Linked DNA regions of Homo sapiens: region 1 is linked to region 2. Evidence: read pairs that join two places in POLR2A ChIA-PET (ENCODE). Cell type or tissue: Caco-2. All regions are shown on one strand. Each heading gives the region's core, and the rest is flanking DNA. Links, peaks and the distances in the headings are about the cores only.

Region 1 (7,050 bases), core at 1,088-6,087, 120 kb before region 2:
AGAGAAACGAAGTGACCAAGAGACAGAAAGAGACACAGAGAAAAAGAGACAGAGAGACAGAGATCAACAGAAAGAAGATGGCAAGGAAAAGTGAGAAACAGAGAACAAGATACAGAGAGTCAGAGATAAAGACAGAGCCAAACATAAATTGAGGCTGGCCCCTTGGAGAGTTGGGGATAGGGGCAGGGCCAGCATGGGGGTGGGGAGCTCAGGCCGGAGAGTGGGAGGACAGGCAGGGTGGGCACTACATTGCCTCCTAAAGATGACTTGGCCTTGGATGACCCTTCTGGATATGTCTACATGTCTGTCCCTCCTTCATCTCATTCCCTCCTGCCACCCATGGGAGAAGTGAGTGGCTGGTGCTGGGAGCTGGTCTTGAGGGTAAGGACAATTCAGTTGAATAAGGGACTCCCAGGCTATGGAGGACCTGGGCCTGGGCAAGGAAGTGTGGGAAGAGGTGTTTTATTTTTATTTTTATTATTTTTGAGATAAGGTCTTGCTCTGTCGCTGGAGTACAGTGGCACAATCACAGCTCACTGAAGCCTCAACCTCCCAGGCTCAAGTGGTTCTCCTGCATTAGCCTCCTGAGTAGCTGGGACTACAGGCGTGTGCCACCACACCCAGCTAATATTTATTTTTTGATTTTTTGTAGAGACAGGGTCTTGCCATGATGCCCAGGCTGATCTTGAACTCCTGGGCTCAAACCCACCCTCCCGCCTTGACCTCCAAAAGTGTTTGGATTACAGGCATGGGCCATTGCACCCAGCCCAGAGGTGGCTTTTAAACTGGGCATTAAAAGATGAATAAGAGCTCATCAAGTGTGGAGGGCTTGGGGAGGAGATGATGTTCCAGGCTAAGGGGACTACATGAGCAAGAGCCTGGAAGTTGAGAGCCTGTAGTATGTCCAGGAACATGTGGCTTAGGGTCATGACTTTCTGGCTGATGGACCTTCTGCCTATTCCTAGGTGGGTGCCTGAGTCTGCACGCTGGCTTCTGACCCAAGGCCATGTGAAAGAGGCCCACAGGTACTTGCTCCACTGTGCCAGGCTCAATGGGCGGCCAGTGTGTGAGGACAGCTTCAGCCAGGAGGTGAGGGTGAACGTGTGTGTGAGCATGCATATATGTGTGTGGTGGGGAGTGGGCTGTGTCAAGTGCCTCCCTCCCAGAGCCCACCATATATGGCAGGAAAAGCCCCTGGGCCCCCACAGAGAGTTCCGAACTCTTTAGGATGTCCTACCTGGCTCCAGTGGGCCACATCCATCATTCGAGACCCACTCGTCTCAGCTGCCATGAGCATCTCCATCCCCACCACTGCAGATGGGAGGAATAGAGAGGGGTGGGGGGAGAGTACTGTGTCCCATTGAGATCACATAGCCAACTCTGATGTTACAACCTCACCTCCTTCCCTACCAGGCTGTGAGCAAAGTGGCCGCCGGGGAACGGGTGGTCCGAAGACCTTCATACCTAGACCTGTTCCGCACACCACGGCTCCGACACATCTCACTGTGCTGCGTGGTGGTGTGGTGAGGAGGCTGGCTTGGGTCTGGCATGGGTGTGGTGGGAGGGAGGAGCAAACTCCAGGCTGGTGCTGAGTGTGAGAAGGGCTCTGAGGGACAAGTAGAGTGTCACTGTGGAGGGCAGGAGGATAAACCTCCATGGGCGATCTGCCTGGGGAAGTCAGAAAATGAAGCAGGTAGCAGAGACACATGGGTTCAAGCTCAGACTCCCACTTCCTTACTTGGAAAGGGACAGATGACTTAGCCACTCAGAGCCCCAGTGTCCCTTCTGTAAAACGGACTGTTGTCAGTTCCATGTCAGGGTTGCTGTGAAAATTAGGGTAAAGGCGCTTTGACTACTGGCGCATGCTGCACAGAGGGCATTATGGATGTCAGGGAAGGTCCTGGCGGGGGGACCGGGGGTTGCAGAGACAGAAGGAGATTGCCCTTGTAAAATGCCAAGTCTTCCTGAGAAGAGAGGCCAAAGAGGGATGGGAAGGAGGGTCCGCCAAGTGGCACTGAGACTCCTTTCAGGTTCGGAGTGAACTTCTCCTATTACGGCCTGAGTCTGGATGTGTCGGGGCTGGGGCTGAACGTGTACCAGACACAGCTGTTGTTCGGGGCTGTGGAACTGCCCTCCAAGCTGCTGGTCTACTTGTCGGTGCGCTACGCAGGACGCCGCCTCACGCAAGCCGGGACACTGCTGGGCACGGCCCTGGCGTTCGGCACTAGACTGCTAGTGTCCTCCGGTGAGCCCAGTCCCATAGGTTCTGCCCACCCCAGAAGCCGGGCCAGGAACCCTGCCCACTCCCCGGAGACCCCACCTCCTGGCCAAGAACCCACTCCTCCCCCAGATCCCTGCTCTTACCCAGTGAGCTCAGACTCTCCACCACTTAAGTTTGGCCCACTCTGGAGACTCCGCACCCTATCCAGAACACCCCTGGCTCTCCTCCAAGGCCCTCTCACTACCTGAACCCGCTTCCCTCCAGATATGAAGTCCTGGAGCACTGTCCTGGCAGTGATGGGGAAAGCTTTTTCTGAAGCTGCCTTCACCACTGCCTACCTGTTCACTTCAGAGTTGTACCCTACGGTGCTCAGGTGAGGAAGCCTGCAACTGATCTGGGGGTATGGGGCTTGTTAGTCACGTGTCTTAACCAACACTTCTACATACACGCACCACAACCTGGTCTCTCACTCATTTTTTTTTTAATTTTAATTTTTGGTAGAGACGGGGTCTTGCTATATTACCCAGACTGGTCTCAAACTCCTGGTCTCAAGCGATCCTCCCGCCTCAGCCTCCAAAAGTGCTCGTATTACAGGCACTATTACAGGCATGAGCCACCGCACCCAGCCTCTCACTCGTTCTCCACACTACACCCAGAATACAGAGCTAATCAGGGCCCTCTGTGTTTGCCCTAGTCTTGGAGAAGGCAGAGCATCTTATCTTCTGTACTATGTGACCCTGAGCCACGTCAGACATCCTCTCTGGGCCTCCTTAAGAAAACAACCCCAAGGCCGGGCACTGTGGCTCACGCCTGTAATCCCAGCATTTTGGAAGGCCAAGGCGGGCGGATCACTGAAGGTCAGGAATTCGAGACCAGCCTGACCAACATGGTGAAACCCTGTCTCTGCTAAACATACAAAATTAGCTGGGTGTGGTGGCGAATGCCTGTAATCCTAGCTATTTGGGAGGCTGAGGCAGGAGAATCGCTCGAACCTGGGAGATGGAGGTTGCAGTGAGCTGAGATCATGCCATTGCACTCCAGCCTGGGCGAGAAACTCTGTCTCAAATAAATACATAAATAAAAGAAAAAAATTAAATAATAATAATAATAAGAAGAAGAAAACAGCCCCAAGAAGCCCCATCCTGCCCACCCCCATCCCATTCACCCCTGGAAGGCAGAGATGCCCTTGAGGACTGTCCCAAGAGCAACCCCTTGAAAGGCCCGGGGTTGGGGGGGTCTTTCAGCTAGCTACTGAGAGGTGGGAAGAGGAAAATTCTAGGCATCTGGTCATGTTTAGAAAGAGGTTTGCCTCCTCGAACAACATGGCAGGGCCTGTACAAACTACTGACCTTCTTCCTTCCACATCACCCTTTCCTTATCTCCCAGTCTGGTGACTTGTCTTCTCCTTTAGTGATACCTAATTGGTACTCTGTCAGAATGGGGGCCCTGTCCTCTGGTGGGTGCTGGCTTGAGGTCTCCTGGCCTGAAGGTGGGTGGGAAGACCAACTGAAAGAAGTCCTAGTTTTCTTAGCTATATGGGGAGAAGGGAGTATCAGGGCCTGCCAGCCCTGGAGGGAAGCCCTGTGGGGCATGACTCCAGGTAGGTGTGAACACCATCTGCCTCCCTCATCCTCTTTCTCTGAACAGACAGACAGGGATGGGGCTGACTGCACTGGTGGGCCGGCTGGGGGGCTCTTTGGCCCCACTGGCGGCCTTGCTGGATGGAGTGTGGCTGTCACTGCCCAAGCTTACTTATGGGGGGATCGCCCTGCTGGCTGCCGGCACCGCCCTCCTGCTGCCAGAGACGAGGCAGGCACAGCTGCCAGAGACCATCCAGGACGTGGAGAGAAAGAGGTGTGTGCACAGGACTGTGTCTGTGTACGTGTGATAACATGCATATGGATGCAGGTGCTCAGATACCTGACACCTTAGGATTCAGACAGGAAACTATATCTGCACATGTGTACTTGGTGCATGTATGTGTGCGTGCACAGGTGAGTGTTTCAGGGTGCATGATTGGGGGCATGTAAACTGCAAGCATAAATGTGTACATGAGTGTATGAACACAAATACATAAGGTTGTTCAGGAAGATGTGTATGTGTGCACACTCAAGTATGCCTACACATCAGGGGTGTGTACAAGCATGTGTGTGAGTCACTTGTACAGGCGTTTGTATACCAGGAACTGGGGTGAGCCCTGGGACAGCCCTGATGGGGCAGGCTGGGGTGGTAGGCTCGGGGATTAAACCCCACCATTGCTCACAACTCCTTCCTCCCTAGTGCCCCAACCAGTCTTCAGGAGGAAGAGATGCCCATGAAGCAGGTCCAGAACTAAGTGGGAGTGGAGGCAGGCCCTCCACAGAAGCTCTGCAGCAGGGGCTGGGAGAGCAGAAGGGCAGGCCCTGCAACTCAGGCTGGGAGTATCGAACCCTCTGCCTAGGGCCGGAGTTGCTGCCAGTACCCGCTCCCTCTGCTCATCCATCCTTGATTATTTGGCTTCTAGGAACAGTTGACTTCCCAGAATGCAGTGGGCTGCTGGGCACCCCTCTCACGGTTGGGGAGGATTCTGTAAATAAAGGTGCCCCTTGGGTTGGGGCAGTGGTGACGAGCTGTGGGAAGAGCCCTGGATAGGAAGCCACTGAGTCTGCCCTGGGCTCTGATAAAACCTTCACCATTAACTTGCTGTGTGACCTTGGGCATGTGGCTTTCCCTCTCTGGGCCTCAGTCTGTTCATCTCCCAAATGGATAATGAAGCCTCTTGGGAGGCCCTACCATAGGATCTGTTGCCATGCTCAAATGAGTTACTGAATAAGGTGCTTCTGCTTCTTCTAGAGATGGTGCTAAAGAAAGGACTAGCATATGAGACTTCTGGTACCAATGGGGCTGGTGGGCATGCTGTCCACTGTGTGGTGCTAGGACTGCCAATGCCAGGCCCAAGGGACAAAAAGAACAGAGCTTTTTGTTCTCATGGCTGGCCCTGCTACCTCCGAGGCACCCTGCAGGGCAATGCATGTCATCCCAACCCCCACACTCCCCATCCTCCAACCCACTGGTCTCATGCCCAAAGAAGAGTTGAAGGCATGGGAGCCAACATTTTATTGAAGAAGCCACAGAGGCTGAAATTCAATAAACACAAGTTTTATGAGTACCTTGAAGCTCCAGAATGTGCTGGGGAAAGGGGTTGTGATGGCCAGGAGGAGGATACCCTTCAAAACGGGCTGTTCCCTAACCAGATAGAAATGGGAAAGGGAAAAAATTGGCAGAGAAAGTCTAGACTCTCTGGCCTACCATGGAGCCTAGGCCCAGGCCCCCAAGATCCCACCTTCCCCAACCCCCATGGGACTGGAGATTTTTGTAGCTTCCATTGGACCATGAGGGGCATGATGGGAGGCCTGAGTTAGGGTGACCTTTTTTGTGAGCGTCTCATTTGAATTTTATCTTCACTGGGTCATAGATGTAGCAGCCCACATCGCCAATGTTCACACCTGAGAGAGAGAGCCCTATCACCAAAGGCCCTGGGTCTGTGGTGCAGGGTTCAGGCCTAGAGGGAACTTGGTGGGGGGGCCAGGGTATGCTTAACCACAGGGGAAGTTGTCCACACATACCCACAGACCATGTACATGCCATACTTCAGGCATGTACATGCCATCCCAGTGTCTGGGATGGGGCTGCCCACCTTTGGGGCCAAACAGGTAGCCGTAGCAGGGGACGTGGCAGTAGGGGACTCCATCATGCTGAGACACAGAGAGAAAGAGAGCTGTCTCAGCCTGGTTCTCTTCCCATCTCCAGCCTCCTCCCAACATAACCACTCATTCCTGCCCTGCTCACCTCAGCATGACTCCCAGCAGTCAGGGTCTTGTGGCAACGCTGGCACCTCAGACACGGTCGGTGCCAATTTCTGCCTAATGACATCACCTTCTCAGCTGGTGGTGGAAAGAAGTGGTAATGCTTCCATTCTAGGGGTAGAGTAGGGAGACCTACCTGCCTTGGATCACCTCCCTCCCCCTTGCTGCCCACCCTGTATCCCCCTCCCCAAGTTTTCCACTGTTACTTACCAAAATAGACGGGCTCCCCACAGCCAGGGCACAGCGAGGTCTCCCCAGTGAATGTCTTCATATGGGGAGGGCCTTTAAAGGGGAAGAGGCCCTGGCTATGTCTGAGGTGGAGATGCCCACCAGCACCTGCCTGCATATGGTGCTGTCCTCTTTCAAAAGCCATGCTCATTCCAGAGTGCCCCACCCAGGCGCCCAAGAGTCTGCCTTCTACAGGCCCAGAGCTGAGCCCCCTCTGACTCCACCTCCTGCCCCATCCCTATGTGTATTAGGGACTATCTGCTTCCTTCTCCTGCTTCCTTTTCATCCTCCCAGGGGCTCACGTACCCACCATCCCAACCCTGTTAGCAACTCAATCCTCAGGAAACTTGAGCTGATATAGGAGCTGGCCACAGCACGGGTGTCAGGTGTTGGGGAGCACAGTGTCATTGCCTACTTCAGGGAATGGAGGGAAAGAACAGGGACCAGAGGAGAAAAGTTGAAGAATATGAGAGGCTGGCCTTATCCCAATGACTCCTCTCCTTTAGATCATTCCTTCCATGGCCCTGGCCTGGGACAGACCTAAGTTCCTGGCCAGCTTTGCCTCTGACTAGCTTTGTGGATGGACAGTCATTTGCCCTGTCTGGATCTCACTTTCCTCACCTGTAACACACGAGGAGAGGGGATAATGCCATCTGCCCAATTAACCTCTTTTTTTTTTTTTTTTTTTTTTTTTGAGATGGAGTCTCGCTCTGTTGCCCAGGCTGGAGTGCAATGGCATGACCTTGACTCACTGCA
Region 2 (7,050 bases), core at 640-5,639:
CTTACTGGGGACCTGAAAGCCCCAACATGCTCTGAAGCCTGGAAAATTAGGTGGAAGAAGGAAAAGATAGAACCTTGGCACAGAGAGAAAAAAAAAGTGGTTAGCATCTGTGCTGGACTAAAAAATATATAAGTATGAATGTTAGATTTTGTGAGTTACATCAGGGACACATGTGCATATCTGCATTTGATGTGTGTGCAATTCTGTGGTCAAGAGGGTGTCTGTGAGTGAGAAGACACATCCAAAGATTTAATGAGAAGAATAATGATTTTGGATCCATCTGCCTTGCTCTCAGTGCCAAGAGGAATGGTAGGCACAGGATTCACTGCAGGGGTAGATGGTGAAAGCAGTCAGAAAGTGATGGGTTGTTAGGGGTACCCCTGAATAATGTCTCCCCACCTAGTTAGCTCTTGCTTGAAATTTAGCAGTTAGCTAACTGTGTCTCTAAGGATTTTAAATTTTTCTTCATACTTTTCTTCATTTCTACATTTTCAAGACATACCCACGACTGGGTAATTTATAAAGGAAAAGAGGTTTAATGGACTCACAATTCCACATAGCTGGGGAGGCCTCACAATCATGGTGGAAGGTGAAGGAGGAGCAAAGGCACATCTTACAAGGCGATAGGCAAGGAGTGCTGAGGGTATTGCAATTATAATCAAAAGGTTATTAATGTAAAATAATATATTTTAGTACTTGACAGTAGTTCAAGTAAAAAGTCTTGAGGGAGGTTCCTGATTCAATTTAGACCATGAGGCCTTGTGTTAAGGGTGTGGATTGGGTATTGCGGATCCTGATCTAGAACATGTGCTGTGATGTGTACTAGTTCTATAATCCTCGGCAAGGCTCTTGACATCTGTGGTGCTTAAACCTGAGTGCAAGAATCACCCAACTGCAGATTGTAGGATCCTCTCCTAGAGAGTCTTATTCAGCAGGTCTAGAGTGGACTTTGGAATCTGCATTTTAATAAGCAGCTCAGGTGACTCCAAAGCAAATGCTATATAGACCACTCTTTGAAACACACTATTCCATATTCTGCAAATCTCCATTTTTAAAAACTTTATTGTGAAAAAATTTCAAATATATGCAGGCATAACTCATTCACCTGCATCTCGCTTTATTGCACTTTGCAGATTACATTTTTACAAATAGAAGGTTTGTGGCAACCTGGTGTTGGGCAAGTCTATCAGCATCATTTTTCCAACAGCGTGTGCTCACTTCGTGTTTCTGTATCACATTTTGGTAATTTTCACAGTATTTCAAACTTTTAATTATCACTCTGTCTGTTATAGTGATCTGTGATCACTGTGATCAGTGATCTTTGATGTTACTATTGTAATTGTTTTGGGATGCCACAAATCACACCTATGTAAGACACAGAAGTTAATAAATATGTGTTCTTTGACTGCACCACCTACCAGCCATTCCCCTATCTCCCTCTTTTTGAGCCTCCTTATTCCCTGACACACACAGTATTAAAATTAGGTCCATTACTACCCTAAAATGAGGCCGGGTGGGTGGCTCACACCTGTAATCTCAGCAATTTGGGAGGCCGAGGCAGGTGGATCACTTGAGGCCAGGAGTTCAAGATCAGCCTGGACAAGGTGGTGAGACCCTGTCTCTACTAAAAATACAAAAAATAGCCGAGTGTGGTGGCATGCTCCTGTAGTCCCAGCTCCTTGGAAGGCTGAGGCAGGAGAATCACTTGAACCCAGGAGGCGGAGGTTGCAGTGAGCTGAGATTGTGCCACTGCACTCCAGCCTGGGCGACAGAGCAAGACTCTATCTTGAAAATAAATAAATAAATAAATAAATAAATAAATAAATAACTCTACAATGGCCTCTAAGTTTTCTTTTTTCTTTTTTTTTTTTTTGAGACGGAGTTTCACTCTTGTAGCCCAGGCTGGAGTACAATGGCATGATCTCGGCTCATTGCAACCTCCACCTCCTGGGTTCAAGCGATTCTCCTGCCTCAGCCTCCCGAGTAGCTGGGATTACAGGCTTGCGCCTCCATGCCTGGCTAATTTTTGTATTTTTAGTAGAGACGGGGTTTCACCATGTTGGCCAGGCTAGCCTCGAACTCCTGACCTCAGGCAATCCACCCACCTCAGCCTCCCAAAGTGCTGGGATTACAGGCGTGAGCCATCGCACCAGGCCCAGTGGCCTCTAAGTTTTCAAGTGAAAGAAAGAGTTGCACATTTCTCACTTAAAAAAAAAAAAAAAAAAAAAAAGCTTCTAGGATGGAGAATGTGCGAAAAAAAAAAAAGCTAGAAATGATCAAACTTAGTGAGGAAGGCATGTTGAAAGCCAACATAGGTCAGAAACTAAGCCTCTTGGCCAAACAGCAAGTTGTGAATGCAAAGGAAAATTTATTGAAGGAAATTAGAAGTGCTATTCCACTGAACACACAAATGATAAGAATGCAAAACAGCCTTATTGCTGATATGGAGAACATTTTAGTGTCTGGATAAGGACCCAACCAACTACAACATCCCCTTAAGCCAAAGTCTAATCCAGAGTAATGCCCTAACTCTTCAATTCTATGAAGACTGAGAGAGGTGAGGAAGCCGCATAGGAAAAGTTTGATGCTATCAGAGGTTGATTCATGACGTTTAAGGAAAGAAGCCATCTCTATAATATAAAAGTGCTAGTGAAGCAGCAAGTGCTGAAGCAGAAGCTGTCGCCAGTTAACCAGAAGATCTAGCTAAGATCAATGATGAAGGTGGCTACATGAAACAACAGATTTCTCACTCTGTCGCCAGGCTGGAGTGCAGTGGTGTGATCTTGGATCACTGCAACCTCAGCCTCCCGGGTTCAAGCAATTCTCCTGCCTCAGCCTCCGGAGTAGCTGGGATTACAGACACACACCACCACGCCCAGCTGATTTTTGTATTTTTAGTAGAGACACAGTTTCACAATGTTGGACAGACTGGTCTCGAACTCCTGATCTTGTGATCCACCCTCCTTGACCTCCCAAAGTGCTGGGATTACAGGCGTGAGACACCACACCTGGATGAAACAACAGATTTTGAAAGTAGATGAAACAGCTTTCTATCAGAAGAAGATGCCATCTAAGACTTTCATAGCTAGAGAGGAAAAGTCAATGCCTAGCTTCAAAGCTTCAAAGGACAGGCTGACTCTCTTGTTAGGTGTTAATGCAATTGGTGACTTTAAGTTGAAATTAATGCTCATTTACTATTCTGAAAATCCTAGGGCTCTTAAGAATTATGTTAAAGCTATTTTTTTTTTTTTTGGAGATGGTGTCTTGCTCTGTCACTCAGGCTGCAGTGCAGTAGCATAATCTTGGCTCACTGCAACCTCCACCTCCCGGGTTCAAGCAATTCTCCTGCCTCAGCCTCCCGAGTAGCTGGGATTACAGGCACGCACCACCACACCCAGCTAATTTTTGTATTTTTAGTAGAGACAGGGTTTCGCCATGTTGGCCAGGCTGATCTCAAATTCCTGATCTCAAGTGATCTGCCTGCCTCGGCCTCCCGAAATGGTGGGATTTCAGGCGTGAGCCACCACACACAGCCAAATCTACTTTATCTGTGCCTTATAAATGGAACAACAAAGCCTGGATGACAGCACATCTGTTTATAACATGGTCTATTGAATATTTTAAGCCCACTTTGGAGGACTACTTCTCAGAAAAAAAGATTCCTTTCAAAATGTTACCGTTTATTGACAATGCATCCAGTCATTCAGGAGCTCTGATGGAGATGTATAAGGAGATGACTGTTGTTTTTATGCCTGTTAACACAACATTCAGACTGGGCATGGTGGCTCATGCCTGTAATCCCAGCACTTTGAGAAGCCAAGACGGCAGATCACTTGAGGTCAAGAGTTCTAGACCAGCCTGGCCAAATGGTGAAACCCGTCTCTACTAAAAATACAAAAATTAGCCAGGTGTGGTGGCCCACACCTGTAATCCCAGCTACTTGGGAGGCTGAGGCAGGAGAATCACTTGAACCTGGGAGGCAGAGGTTGCCGTGAGCCAAGATCACGCCACTGCACTCTAGCCAGGGCAGCAGAGTGAGACTCCATCTCAAAAACAAACAAAAAAAGAAACGAAAAAAACTACAACATCCATTCTGCAGTCCACGGATCAAGGAGTAATTTCAACTTTAGAGTATTTTATTATTATTATTATTTATTTATTTTGAGATGGGAGTCTTGCTCTGTCACCCAGGCTGGAGTGCAGTGGCATGGTCTCAGCTCCCTGAAACCTCTGCTTCCCAGGTTCAAGCAATTCTCCTGCCTCAGCCTCCCAAGTAGCTGGGATTAAAGGTACACACCATCATGCCTGGCTAAGTTTTGTAGTTTCAGTAGAGCTGGGTTTTCCCCATATCGGCAAGGCTGGTCTTGAACTCCTGACCTCAGGTGATCTGCCTGCCTTGGCCTCCCAAAGTGCTAGGATTACAGGCGTGAGCCACTGCGCCTGGCCTCAAGTATCATTTTAGAGACAGGGTCTCACTCTGTTGCCCAGGCTAGAGTACAGTGGCCCAATCATAGTTCACTGCAACCTTAAACTCTTGGGCTCAACCCATCCTCCCACCTCAGCCTCCTGAGTAGCAGTGACTACAGGTGGGCACTGCCATGCCCGGCTAATTTTTTATTTTTATTTTTGTAGAGATGAGGTCTTGCTATGTTGCCCAGGCTGGTCTCAAACTTCTGGCCACAAGCAATCCTCTCACCTTGGCCTCCCAAAGTGCTAGCATTAGAAGTGTGAGCCACTGTGCTTGGCCCAAGTATTATTTAGGAAATACATTCCATAAGGCTATAGCTGTCATAGACAGTGATTCCTCTGATGGATCTGGACAAAGTAAATTTAAAACCCTCTGGAAAACATTCACCACACTAGATGCCATTAGGAATATCTGTGAGCCAGGCATGTTGGCTCATGTCTGCAATTCCAGCACTTTGGGAGGCTGAGGCAGGAGGATGGCTTGAGGCCAGGAGTTTGAGACCAGCTTAAGCAACATAGTGAGACCCTGCCTCCATTAAAAAAAAAAGCGCTCTCTCTCCCCCCTCCCCCTCCCTCTCCCTCTCCCCACGGTCTCCCTCTCCCTCTCCCCACGGTCTCCCTCTCCCTCTCTTTCCACAGTCTCCCTCTGATGCCGAGCAGAAGCTGGACTGTACTGCCGCTATCTCGGCTCACTGCAACCTCCCTGCCTGATTCTCCTGCCTCAGCCTGCCGAGTGCCTGGGATTGCAGGCGCGCGCCGCCACGCCTGACTGGTTTTCATATTTTTTTTGGTGGAGACGGGGTTTCGCTGTGTTGGCCGGGCTGGTCTCCAGCTCCTAACCGTGAGTTATCTGCCAGCCTCGGCCTCCCGAGGTACCGGGAATGCAGACGGAGTCTCATTCACTCAGTGCTCAATGTTGCCCAGGCTGGAGTGCAGTGGCGTGATCTCGGCTGGCTACAACCTCCACCTCCCAGCCGCCTGCCTTGGCCTCCCAAAGTGCCGAGATTGCAGCCTCTGCCTGGCCGCCATCCCGTCTAGGAAGTGAGGAGCGTCTCTGCCCGGCCGCCCATCGTCTGAGATGTGGGGAGCGCCTCTGCCCCGCCGCCCCGTCTGGGAGATGAGGAGCGTCTCTGCCCGGCCGCCCCGTCTGAGAAGTGAGGAGCCCCTCCGCCCAGCAGCCGCCCCGTCTGAGAAGTGAGGAGCCCCTCCGCCCGGCAGCTGCCCTGTCTGGGAAGTGAGGAGCGTCTCCGCCTGGCAGCTGCCCCGTCCGGGAGGTGGGGGGCAGCCCCCGCCCGGCTAGCTGCCCCGTCCAGGAGGTGGGGGGGGGCGCCTCCGCCCGGCCAGCTGCCCTGTCCTGGAGGTGGGGGGCGCCTCTGTCCGGCCGCCCCTTCTGGGAAGTGATGAGCCCCTCTGCCCGGCCGCCACCCCATCTGGGAGGTGTACCCAACAGCTCATTGAGAACGGGCCATGATGACGATGGTGGTTTTGTCGAATAGAAAAGGGGGAAATGTGGGGAAAAGATAGAGAAATCAGATTGTTGCTGTGTCTGTGTAGAAAGAAGTAGACATAGGAGACTCCATTTTGTTCTGTACTAAGAAAAATTCTTCTGCCTTGGAATGCTGTTAATATATGACCTTACCCCCAACCCCCTGCTCTCTGAAACATGTGCTGTGTCCGCTGAGGGTTAAATGGATTAAGGGCGGTGCAAGTGCTTTGTTAAACAGATGCTTGATGGCAGCATGCTCGTTAAGAGTCATCACCACTCCCTAATCTCAAGTACCCAGGGACACAAACACTGCGGAAGGCCGCAGGGTCCTCTGCCTAGGAAAACCAGAGACCTTTGTTCACTTGTTTATCTGCTGACCTTCCCTCCACTATTGTCTTATGACCCTGCCAAATCCCCTTCTGCGAGAAACACCCAAGAATGATCAATAAAAATAAATAAATAAATAAATAAAAAACTGTGATTCATGGGATTCATGGGAGGAGGACAACGTATATCAACATTAACAGAAGTTTGGAAGAAGCTGATTCCAACCTTCACGGATGGACCTTCAAGACATCAGTGGAGGAAGTAACTGCAGATGTGATGGAAACAGCAAGTGAATTAGAATTAGAAGTGGAGCCTGGCCAGGTGCAGTGGCTCACACCTATAATCCCAGCACTTTGGGAGGCCAAGGCAAGCGCATCACCTGAGGCCAGGAGTTCAAGACCAGCCTGGGCCAGGTAGCAAGACTCTGTTAATTAATTACTAAAGATTGTGAAATGCAAACCTACATCTCTTAGTTTTTAAAAATAGGAAAATTAATTCTTGACGTTGAGGGATATGGGGCTTCTTACTGAGATTAAGTGGGATAACCATAATTGTCATTTGTTTAGCTTTTCTTCTTCAAGCACTGTACACACCTATGTAAAGGCGGATACCAACACCATGCCTGACAAACATAATAAAATAAAGATGCAGAAGTAACCTGCCCAACATCCCTCTGCTAAAAGCATTCAAACCCAGGTCCGTATAATTATAAAGGTTATGTTCTTCCCACTGCTTCCTTAAAAGATTTATTGGAGGACTACCCTAGGCAA

Evidence for each region. Peaks named below come from ENCODE experiments on the same cell type or tissue, not always from the same donor. Only the 100,000 strongest peaks of a DNase experiment are listed, where the experiment ranks them.
Region 1: POLR2A ChIA-PET joins it to region 2 with 11 read pairs; 8 of 35 experiments call an interaction of 5 or more read pairs at or near these places.

What each region holds. Positions count from the first base shown.
Region 1 is chr6:43,300,170-43,307,219 of GRCh38, forward strand. It overlaps SLC22A7 (solute carrier family 22 member 7), which reads left to right. Exons shown (of 11, transcript NM_153320.2): 6 at 966-1,089; 7 at 1,414-1,523; 8 at 2,031-2,245; 9 at 2,486-2,594; 10 at 3,869-4,075; 11 at 4,502-5,369. The coding sequence ends at 4,556. It overlaps CRIP3 (cysteine rich protein 3), which reads right to left. Exons shown (of 8, transcript NM_206922.3): 5 at 6,277-6,348; 6 at 6,050-6,144; 7 at 5,898-5,955; 8 at 5,303-5,706. The coding sequence ends at 5,645. It overlaps LOC124901319 (a long non-coding RNA gene), which reads right to left and starts at 1,417. Exons shown (of 2, transcript XR_007059582.1): 1 at 1,238-1,417. In Caco-2, for the core only: no CTCF peak of the experiment used is centred there; a DNase peak (open chromatin) is centred at 3,009.
Region 2 is chr6:43,419,587-43,426,636 of GRCh38, forward strand. LOC105375065 (a long non-coding RNA gene) reads left to right here. Exons shown (of 6, transcript XR_007059585.1): 6 at 5,107-6,428. Among named protein-coding and RNA genes, the nearest start is that of ABCC10, 4.4 kb to the right of the region's middle. RefSeq lists an enhancer at 5,909-6,430. In Caco-2, for the core only: no CTCF peak of the experiment used is centred there; no DNase peak of the experiment used is centred there.